2 separate regions of the Homo sapiens genome follow, and region 1 is linked to region 2. Evidence: read pairs that join two places in POLR2A ChIA-PET (ENCODE). Cell type or tissue: CD4-positive, alpha-beta T cell. All regions are shown on one strand. Links, peaks and the distances in the headings refer to the core of each region. The heading gives the core; the rest is flanking DNA. Region 1 has its middle 73 kb from the start of SERTAD2. Region 2 has its middle 44 kb from the start of LINC01800.

Region 1 (5,380 bases), core at 199-5,198, 93 kb after region 2:
GCTCACGCCTGTAATCCTAGCACTTTGGGGGGCCGAAGCAGGAGGATCACCTGAGGTCAGGAGTTCGACACCAGCCTGGCCAACATGGTGAAACCCCGCTTCTACTAAAAATACAAAAATTAGCTGGGCCTGGTGGCGTGTGTCTGTAGTCCCAGCTACTCGGGAGGCTGAGGCAGGAGAATCACTTGAACCTGGGAGGCGGAGGTTGCAGTGAGCCAAGATTGCACCACTGCACTCCAGCCTAGGCGACTGAGCAAGACTTCGTCTCAAAAAAAAAAAAAAAAAAAAATTTTGGGTGAAAGAAATGTATCTTACTGAATAAAGTAAAACAATCTAAAAGGGCTATTTATTTTGCATTTTATTGCATTAAATGGAAAAAATGTTTTGCCTTTAAACGATGATACTAAAATTACAGCAGGCTGAAGGAATAAAGTATATAGAATATTCTTTTTTTTTTTTTTTTTGAGACGGAGTCTCGCTCTGTCACCCAGGCTGGAGTGCAGTGGCGGGATCTCGGCTCACTGCAAGCTCCGCCTCCCGGGTTCACGCCATTCTCCTGCCTCAGCCTCCCAAGTAGCTGGGACTACAGGCGCCCGCCACTACGCCCGGCTAATTTTTTTGTATTTTTAGTAGAGACGGGGTTTCACCGTTTTAGCCGGGATGGTCTCGATCTCCTGACCTCGTGATCCGCCCGCCTCGGCCTCCCAAAGTGCTGGGATTACAGGCGTGAGCCACCGCGCCCGGCCTATAGAATATTCTTAAAGCCTCCATTTATGAAGAAACAAAGAAAACAAGTCACTGCCTTCTTACCATCTTTCTCTTTTTTCTGTGAGTGACAAAGAATAAGGAGCAACTAACAGCTGCCAGCCGAAGCCTCTCACTTCTGTTCTGCAGTTAAAGTCTCAAAGTCTGGGGCTGCTGTGAGCGTGGAGTGGTGCGTGCAGAGAGCGGCCCGTGCAATGCATTGTGCTGGCCTTGCTGGAGCTGCCCATGCAAGGAGCAGCCGTGCCGCACGTAAGCTACTCATGCAGGGAGCAGCCATGCAGGAGCTCAAGCAGAGGGCAGCCCTTGCAGTGCTGTGGGCACCTTGTGGAATGCAGTGCAGAAATCAGCCAGTGCAGCATGCATGCCAGTCCGGGTCTTCCCCAACACTGCCCTTGGGGAAACCCACACCTATTCTTACAGGAATGGCAGCAGGGGGTCTGCCCAAACCAAATTTAAGTTAAAAACAAAACAAAGCAAAACAATTCCTAAAGTGCCCCAGCTTATCATCTAACAGGCAATGGAGTTTCTCAGCACTGCCTGAGGTTGTTTGTAATTGTAAACTAATAGTAGTAAGGGCAGAGGCCAGATGTTAGATAACCGAAGTCAGTGGTAGACCAGCTGGAGAGCCACGCTGGGCTTAGATTTTAACTCTTAAGTTGTCTTGCTGTCCACTCCACACCTAGATATAATATGAGCAGAAAACAAAGAATTTCAATTTTAGTTCTTCGGGAAAACATTAGCTTTTTATTTTAATACTTCAGAGTTTGTTGAAAAAACCGTTTTTGGCAGGTTGGTACAAGGAATAATACCATCTGTATTTGTATGGTGCCTTGCAGTTTGTAAGTGCTCTCATGAGCATTATCCTATTTAACACCCACAGCCACAACCACCTTGTGAGGTATTGTCTCCCATTTTACAAATGAGGAAACAGACTTCTGAGAGTTTACAGCTTGTCCAAGGGCATACAGCTAGTAGTCATTAGAGCCATCCTGCTCCAGTATTCCCTCCACCATGCAACCAGCACTTTGATAGCATCTAGCTTCCTGTCTTCCCTGTCATTCTCATATTTACACAGAAAATCACCGTCTAAAAATCTTCCTCAGTGGCCATTCCATGTTACTCACAATAAGAACATATGTACCGTCAAAGGGTAGCTTCTTGATTGACTTTGAAGTCAATAATTGAATAAAAGAGGAGCCTTGTTATTTCTTACTTAGAACCATGCTGAATGAACCTTAGGGACCATTTGGTTCAAATATGTGTATATATCTAAATCTAGAGTAAAGCCCTTCATAAGGAAAGTGAAACTCCAGTTAATTGCAAAGACTAGGGCCCACTTCCTCAAACTCAGACCATTGTGTTCTTTCTGTTAAAGTACACCTCCTTCAACAGAGGTACAGTTCTTGTCTCAAGAGCTAATTTGACTTGAGATTCTAGCAGATATTCCTGAGTATCTACTCTGTGCAAAGCCCTGTGTGGAACCAGCTCTGGAGGACTTTTGGATCTAGTGGGAGAGACTTAATCCAGGAGAAAATGCACCTAGTGCTAAGTCTTCAGCCATTTAAAAGACTAAGAATGTCATAGATAATCCAAATTTGGTCTTGGTCATCTGGAAACATTTATGAAGAAGCCCTTTCTTATATGTTCTTATATGACCTCCTATTTGTAGAAAAATAGCAACTGTGGCCACTTTGGAACTTTTGGAATAATGCCACCCATCCCTGAGAAGCTGAAGTATAAGATTAAAAGCAAATCAAACTGTGATTGTTAGCACCAAGTTTCTCTTTAGGTCTTGCCCCTAAAAGTTTTAACTTAGAAAATCCCATATTACTCATATCTTATTATAAAAGCTCTGCTAATAACTTTGAACTCCTTAAAATACATTTTCAAAGAGCTGATGGTGAGCAAGCCACATGTTTCATGGCCTTCCCTCAGCACTGATCAGCCGACAACCTGGAGAGCCTTTCTGAATGCACCCCTGATAATTTGGGCTGTCTCCAAGTCAAGATGAATTGATAGGGAATGCAAAATTGATCAGAATAATTACAAGTGCCATTATATGAAAGAGATCACTTTGCCAATGAACACTCACAGAATGCCTTTACAGACCTAATTTGCACCAGAATTAAGTTTGTCTTTCTCAATAGTTGCTTCCCAAACTAAACAAACTGCATTGTATAAGTGGGTCAGTTTTCACAGTACTCTGCTTGAAATATTCAGATATACACAAAGGCAGCTGGATTGTAAATTTCAAGGGCAAACTAGTCTCCAATAAAGCAGGTATGGGAGGAAGCTGTGTTACATTCTTAGAGGGATGAGTTTCTCTTTAACTTATAAAAACGCATTCAGTATCCTGCTTGCTTTGCGTGGATCATACTTAGCTTCCATTTTTGCCTTTTAGTCAACCTCTTTTCATTTACTCAGGTTTCTGCCTCTCAGTCAGCAGTATTTGGCTATAATCAGGTGATTTTGCCCTCAGTTAGTTCTCCAGGGCCTAAGAACTCAATAGTATCGAATGGTTTTGGGTAGGGTATTTTTTTTTTTTTTTTTTGAGACGGAGTTTCGCTCTTGTTGCCCAGGTGCATGCAATGGTGTGATCTCGGCTCACTGCAACCTCCACCTCCCGGTATCAAGCAATTCTCCTGCCTCAGCCTCCCGAGAAGCTGGGATTACAGGCACCCACCACCATGCCCAGCTAATTTTTGTATTTTTAGTAGAGATCAGGCTGGTCTCGAACTCCTGACCTCAGGTGATCTGCCTGCATTGGCCTCCCAAAGTGCTAGGATTACAGGCGTGAACCATGCGCCTGGCCAATTTTGGGTTAGTTTTTAAAAAATAAAGACACTCTATTGATAAAGGATTGTGCAGTACCTAACTACCATAATGTGTCTCACTGGCTTTAAATCAGGCCAGAGACAGAAGTAAAATATTATAAATAGTGCATACATGAACTTTGCCAAAGAAGGTTTGAGGATTCCACCTCCACTTACCATGTTTACCCCAAAATATTTTTTATTTCATTATAGTAGTGAAGATGACAGTTGAATTTCAGCAATAATTTTTTTTTTTTTTTTTTGGACGGAGTTTTGCTCTGTCGCCAGGCTGGAGTGCAGTGGCACGATCTTGGCTCACTGCAACCTCCGCCTCCCAGGTTCAAGTGATTCTCCTGCCTCAGCCTCCCGAGTGTCTGGGACTACAGGCACGTGCCACCATGCCCAGCTAATTTTTATATTTTTAGTAGCGACGGAGTTTCACCATGTTGGCCAGGATGGTCTAGATCTCTTGATTTCATGATCCGCCCACCTTGGCCTCCCAAAGTGCTAGGATTACATGCGTGAGCCACCGCACCCGGCCGGCAATAATCTTTTTATATTTGTAGCTTTTAATGAATTGTTCCAGTTTTCCCTTTTCCATGATAAATGGAGTGTGGTGAGGACAGGGAGGTTCATGAATTTTAGGACAATAATGTGTTTATTATTTATTGGGATTGAAATTTTCAGTTCATCACTTCAGCCCCCAAGTCTTTAGACAAAAACAGGCGTTGCATATATATTTGATTGAAAGCATCAGAAGCCTATGAAAGTAACTTAGTGGAAAATGGGGACTTACTGGCTTACAGGATCTAGGAAAGAATTGGGCCACCAAACTGTGGGAAGAGCAGTAATGCAACTGGCCTCAGTAGGGCCAGAATTATCTCCATCTTTCATCTCTGCCTCTTTCTGCATGTTTATTCCATTCCTTCTCAGAGCAGACATTTCTCCGTATGGCTGGAAACATGGCCACCAGCAATTTATCCTATAGCTTCTGTTACTGAAAAGTTCTGTGACTGCCAAGTTAAAAAAAATTGTAAGCAAGTAACTCATGAGGTGAGGGTCACATAGAAATATGGTGACACGTGTGTTTGCCTATATGACTATAAGTGGCTGGGTGGCTATTTCCCTGGATAAGAGATAGTTGCTGGGCAGAAAATTACCCAGCATGTATGCTCAGTACAGTGTGCCCAACTAGTGCCTTTCAAATGTTTGGACAGAAACCCACAGTAAGAAATGTATTTTACATTGAGACACACATATAGACACAGGTTTGATTGAGAAAAATTTTCTTGAAACAATACTCATCCTTACTATGTACAAGGCATTCTGCTATTTTCTATTATATTCAAAGGTAGTTCATTTTTAAAAAATTCTGACTGTAACTCATCTAAATGATCTCATGACTCAGTGTATAATGATCTGTAGTTTGAAAAATACTGCACAAGACATTAAAAGTATCAGGTAAGTTCATGTGTCAGTAGATATTTGGGTATAGATATTTGTTGAGTCTTGAAGGAATAACTTACATTCTAGAAAGATACTAGGGACTCAAGGGTGACAAATATGTGACGTGAATGTCCTTCCCAGTTCCCACGGTGGAGATGGCAGCAGCTTTCCTACTGAGGAATGTTCTGGAGCCTCTCCTCAGCCCTTTATAAAGTCAAGCAAGTTAGAACAAGTGCCCTGTGCTATCAGCTTCCCTCCTCTTTGTTTTGGATTTACCTTTTGCTGAGAAATAGTGAAATTCTGTGGACCTAGAAAATGTCCGAAAGTGCTTTCAGTTCTCTCTTAAAACAAAACAT
Region 2 (5,380 bases), core at 316-5,315:
CCAATCATGGTGGAAGGTGAAGGGGGAGCCAGCATGTCACACGGTAAGAGCAGGAGCAAGGCCAGGGGTGGGGAGCAGGGAGGTGCCACCCTCTTTTAAGCAACCAGATCTCATGTGAACTCAGAGTGAGAACTCACTCATTATCCTGAGGACAGCACCGAGCCATTCGTGAGGGATCCACCTCCATGACTAGTGAGTGGACCCACTAGGCCCACCTCCAAACACTGGGGATCACATTCAACATGAGATTTGGAGGGGACAAAACATCCAAACCATAGCAAGGGGTGAAGAGAAAACTTCCCCTTCACCCTCTAAAGGCTTGCTGAAAATCAACTGACCAAAGACAGATTAATAGGAGAAAAGGTATACAAATTTTTATTTTTAGGTGTACAGCTCGGGGGAATTGAAGGAGAATAATTACTCAATAACCCAACAAGGTACAGATGCTTATACACCCTTCTTCACAGGACAAGGGAGATGGGAGAAATGTGGCAATTCGAAGGATAGTAAATAATTTTTAGGGGAAAATAAATGGACTTGGAGAGCATACAATGGCCTGGGACAAAGTCTGTTGAGCCTGCAGAGCAGGTTTGTGACAAAAGTCTGTCTAGGTGTGTTGACAGACATCAGTCTTTCTTCCTGCAATATCAGTTCAGTTAATGAAAACTTGGGAAAGGGACCAGAGGTCATTGTTGTCTTCTTTGGTGAGTCTGAACTTTAGGCAGATAAGTGATCTTTGGAGAACAATTTATCCCGTGCTTTGGAAGAGACAGAGAATTGAGAAACAGGACTAGGCAGGGAGTGGCGGGGAGGTCAGAGAGACCTTGCTGGGCATGGTGGCTCACGCCTGTAATCCCAGCGCTTTGGGAGGCCAAGGCAGGCAGATCACCTGAGGTCAGGAGTTTGAGAGCCTGACCAACATGCAGAAACCCCGTCTCTACTGAAAATACAAAAGTAGCCGGGCGTGGTGGCACATGCCTCTAATCCCAGCTACTCGGGAGGCTGAGGCAGGAGAATTGCTTGAACCTGGGAAGCGGATATTGCGGTGAGCCGAGATCGCGTCATTGCACTCCAGCCTGGGTAACAAGAGTGAAACTCCGTCTCAAAAAACAAAACAAAACCAAACAAACAAAAAAGAGAACTTGAGGCTGCTTCTTCAGTCCAGCATGTCAAAGCACCATATTTTAGAATATCAATTTCTGAGCCCCAACATATTTAATAATGACCATTCAGCTAGACAGCCAGGAGTGGCTGCCTTCTCTTCATCAGAGCAGGAGCTGGAGCTCTGAAGAAGGAGGTAGGAATGGGGACCCTGGCCAAGAATAGGGTGTTAGGGACTCCCATGCCTGCTTGCAATTATCTTCCCCATGCTAGGCTCCGGCCCCCAACAAGCTTTAGTGCAAGTCACACTCCTATGCCCTGAAGGATACAGAAAGGCCACAGGAAGTTTGCCATCTGATAGAGGAGGGAGTCAGGCCTACCTATAAGATAAGGAACCAGTGCCCCAAATAAAGCATGAGCAGGGAATGCATAGTTCTGTTCCCAGAGGAAATAATCCTGAAGCTGTGTGATGTGGTTCTGTTAAGGTTGCCCCATTATTTTCATACAACTTTGGTATTATTTTAAGTAATAGCAGAAACTAACATACTAAGACTTTATTAGAGTCAGATGTGTGCTAAGAACTTTTTAATCTAATTTGATTTTGTTAGAGACAGGGTCTCACTCTGTCACTCAGACTAGAGTGTAGTGGTCTGATCATAGCTCACTGTAGCCTTAACCTTCTGGGTCAAGCCATCCTGTTGCTTCAGCCTCCTGAGTAGCTAAGGCTACAGAGCATGTGCCATCATGTCCCAAATTAAAAAAAATTTTTTTTTTTGTAGATACAGGCTCTTACTATGTTGCCCAGGCTGGTCTTGAACTCCTAACCTCAAGAGATTCTCTCAACTTGGCCTCCCAATGCACTGGGATTATAGGCGTGAACCACCACGCCTGGCCCTTGTGCCATGTACTTTAAATTCATGGAGCTATTTAGTTGCCATGACAACACTAGGAGGAAAGTACTCTTACTATTATTATTTCCATTTTACGGATAAGGAAACCGACCCTCAAAGAAGTTAAATGCTAGTCCTAAAATGGTCCACCTGGTAAGAGGTGGAGCCAGAATTTTAGTCCACTTTGGTCCAATCTTGAAGTTTGAGTTGTCAATGTGATGCTATGCTGGACATTTGAAAGTACCTAGAGGAACATTGAAGGCAGCTCTGAAGAAGTGGGTCCTGATTTTGGCGTCAGTACTATCCAGCTCTGTGGCCTTACAGCAGTCCCTGTCAAGGGTTCGGTTTTCTCCCTGCTTGTTTTAATGGTTGGGCCAAATGACTACAAATGTGCCTTTCATTTCTAAAAATGCTCTCAAATCTAGGATTTTCAAGTTCCTAAAAATGAAACCAACTTATGCTCACTCTTGTTAATGTCTAAATCCGGAAGAACATTTACGAGGCAAATAAGGTACAGTCATACCCACTCACTCTCTGGCTTCCGAGGAGACTGCTGTGAAGGATGAAGTGTGGTGGCAGGGGTGGGAGAGGGGTACGGGGGTGGGGAACCCACAATCGTGTTGACAGGAACTCACTGAACATACTCTAGTATTTGTACAGTGTGTATCAGGATAGACTGCTGTGTCAAACAGCCCCAAAGTTTTAATGGCTTAACCCAAGAAAAGCTTATTTCTAACTTAGGAACAGCCCAACCTAAGTGTCCTAGTTGGCTCTCTCCAAGGGGCTCTTCTCCAGGGAGCGTCTCAGAAACCCAGGCTCCTCCTCTCTCATGGTTCTGCCTGTCTGCTGGGCCCTCAGAGTACTTTGTTTTTGGTTGGAGAGAAGTTTTAGTGTGCAGGAAAATAGCATATTTGACTTCTGTTCCATTGCATGGGCTAGAATTAGTCACATGGTTCCACCTAACTTCCCACAACAAACTGGGACATAGGGAACTTACTCTATCAGTCATAAAGACGCTCCACAGATGTCCTCTCTGGTTGTTGATGACCCATTTTCCCACCATGACTGTTCATGTGACAAACCTGAGTGTCCCTTGGGAGGAATAAAATGACCCCCCTTTCCTTCCTTGATTCTCTAAAAGAAAGTAATGGAACTTTCTTTAAAGAGTGCAAGAACTTTCTTCAGGGTCTTGTCCTGGGATCAAAGGTAACAATAATATTAATAGTAGCTAGCATTTACTGAGCATATATTATACATCAAGCAGCTACATGCATTATCTTAGAGTGAGGGCAAATCTCAAGGTCTGGATGAGAAGTGTAAAATTGAGCAATGATGCAATTGTATTTACTTTTTCTATAAATGACTTTAATTTCTATTTTGAATGTCCATTCTGCTAGGTGGCAGCATCCTTATTTCATTGATTTGGGTCCCTGCCCTATCCCAAGTTTTGTCTAAGTTCCCAGGTGATGGGCGGTAGCTAGGACTTGCTATTACGTGTGCTTATCTACCCACAGTGGCACCTGTCGTTATGTTGCAGTGTGAGGGCTGACATTCTTGCAGGCTTCTGCTTGATGGTCCTCCTTTACTCCATATCTAAAACCCATCACTCTCTTTGCTACCTCAAAACCACTTCGTAGTTCACAGGGAGCAAGCCACTGTTTCCAGCACCTGGTTCTGACCTACAGCCTTTCTGTCTGAGCACATTTTGAAAACAATTCCTCTGCCCTGGGGACAGGAGGCACCAGTCCTCTCTGCTTTCCTGTCACTCATCATTGCAGATCAGGGACTCTAGATCAAGTCCCTGGGCAAGGAGCAAGCTGCAGGCCCCTCTCTCAGGGACCCTGCCAACTTTCTGCCTCGCTTTGCTTCTTTCCTCCCTTCCATAGTCCTGATAATCCCATATTCCTGGAGACAGGGCAATCTGATTGTTTTTCCAGTTCCAATATTTAGGGCACAAACTTGACACCTTCAATTATTTCAGACTTATACTTTTTTTTTTTTTTTTCTGAGACAGTCTTGCTCTGTCACCTGGGCTGGAATGCAGTGGTGCAATCTCGACTCACTGCAAACTCCACCTCCCAGGTTCAAGCCATCCTCTTGCCTCAGCCTCCAAGTAGCTGGGACTACAGATCCTGCCACCAAGCCCAGTTAAATTTTGTATTTTTAGTAGAGATGGGGTTTTGCCATGTTGGCCAGGTTGATTTCAGACTCCTGACCTCAGGTGATCTGCCAGCCTCGGCCTCCCAAAGTGCTGGGATTACAGGCCTGAGCCACTGCGCCAGGCCCAGACTTAAACTTTGCAGTTCAAAAGGCTTTCTTCTGACAGCTCCTAAACTGTTGTGCTGCTTTTCTGTCATGTCATTTGCCCCCTGAGGCAATGAATGCTGCAAGGCAGTAAAAGACTACAGACGAAATGGGAGAAGGCCAAGAGATATAGGACATAAATACAGTGTTTAAAAAAAAAAAAAACTTAAAAATTTCCCAAAATATTTTCCCTGTCACAATCTCACTGAATTCTCAGTGACCATCCTGCAATAGAGGTGCCATTAATATTTCTGTTTTTTAAGAGGGTCACATTGGCCAGGTGCGGTGGCTCGTGCCTGTAATCCCAGCACTTTGGGAGGCTGAGGCGGGAGGATTACCTGAGGTCAGGAGTTCGAGACCAGCCTGGCCAACATGGTGAAACCCCGTCTCTACTAAAAATACAAAAATTAGCTGGGTGTGGTGGCACACGCCTGTAATCCCAGCTACTCAGGAAGCTGAGGCAGGAGAATTGCTTGAGCCAGGAGGCGGAGGTTGCTGTGAGCCGAGATTGTGCTACTGCACTCCAGCCTGGCAGACAGAGCGAGACTCTGTCACACACACACACACAAAAGAGGGTCTCACTATGTTGCCCAGGCTGAAGTGCAGTGGTTATCCACAGGCACCATCCCACTATTGATCAGCCCTGGAACTTTGACCTGCTCCATTTCTGACCTGGGTTGGTTCACCTCTCCTTAGGCAACCTGGTGGTTCCCTGCTCCTGGGAGATCACTGTATTGATGCTAAATTTAGTGCAAACACCTGATGGTCACAGCTCACTGCAGCCCAGAACACCTAGGCTCAAGTGATCCTCCCGCCTCAGCCTCCACAGTAGGTGGGACTACAGGTGCGTGCCACCACACCTAGCTACTATCTCTGACAAAAGAAGACACTAAGCTACATTCTTAAGATACTTTGCAAGGACACTTCTCCATGTACTACGTGTGGAAAAAGTTAAGGTTATTTTGAATTGGCAAAAAGTTAGGATTGGGGTACTTAAAAGGTATTCACTGTTTTTTTTCTTTTAAGGGTGAACATAAACTCACTGATCTAAAATCTTGCCTAATGACAAGTCTTAGACTTCTTTA

What was found. Peaks named below come from ENCODE experiments on the same cell type or tissue, not always from the same donor. Only the 100,000 strongest peaks of a DNase experiment are listed, where the experiment ranks them.
Region 1: POLR2A ChIA-PET joins it to region 2 with 5 read pairs; 5 of 35 experiments call an interaction of 5 or more read pairs at or near these places.

What each region holds. Positions count from the first base shown.
Region 1 is chr2:64,723,916-64,729,295 of GRCh38, reverse strand. No RefSeq gene overlaps it. Among named protein-coding and RNA genes, the nearest start is that of SERTAD2, 73 kb to the right of the region's middle. In CD4-positive, alpha-beta T cell, for the core only: no CTCF peak of the experiment used is centred there; a DNase peak (open chromatin) is centred at 2,085; H3K4me3 peaks cover 971 bases; H3K27ac peaks cover 975 bases.
Region 2 is chr2:64,817,158-64,822,537 of GRCh38, reverse strand. It overlaps the pseudogene RN7SL341P. Among named protein-coding and RNA genes, the nearest start is that of LINC01800, 44 kb to the left of the region's middle. In CD4-positive, alpha-beta T cell, for the core only: no CTCF peak of the experiment used is centred there; DNase peaks (open chromatin) are centred at 2,537 and 2,997; H3K4me3 peaks cover 729 bases; H3K27ac peaks cover 1,377 bases.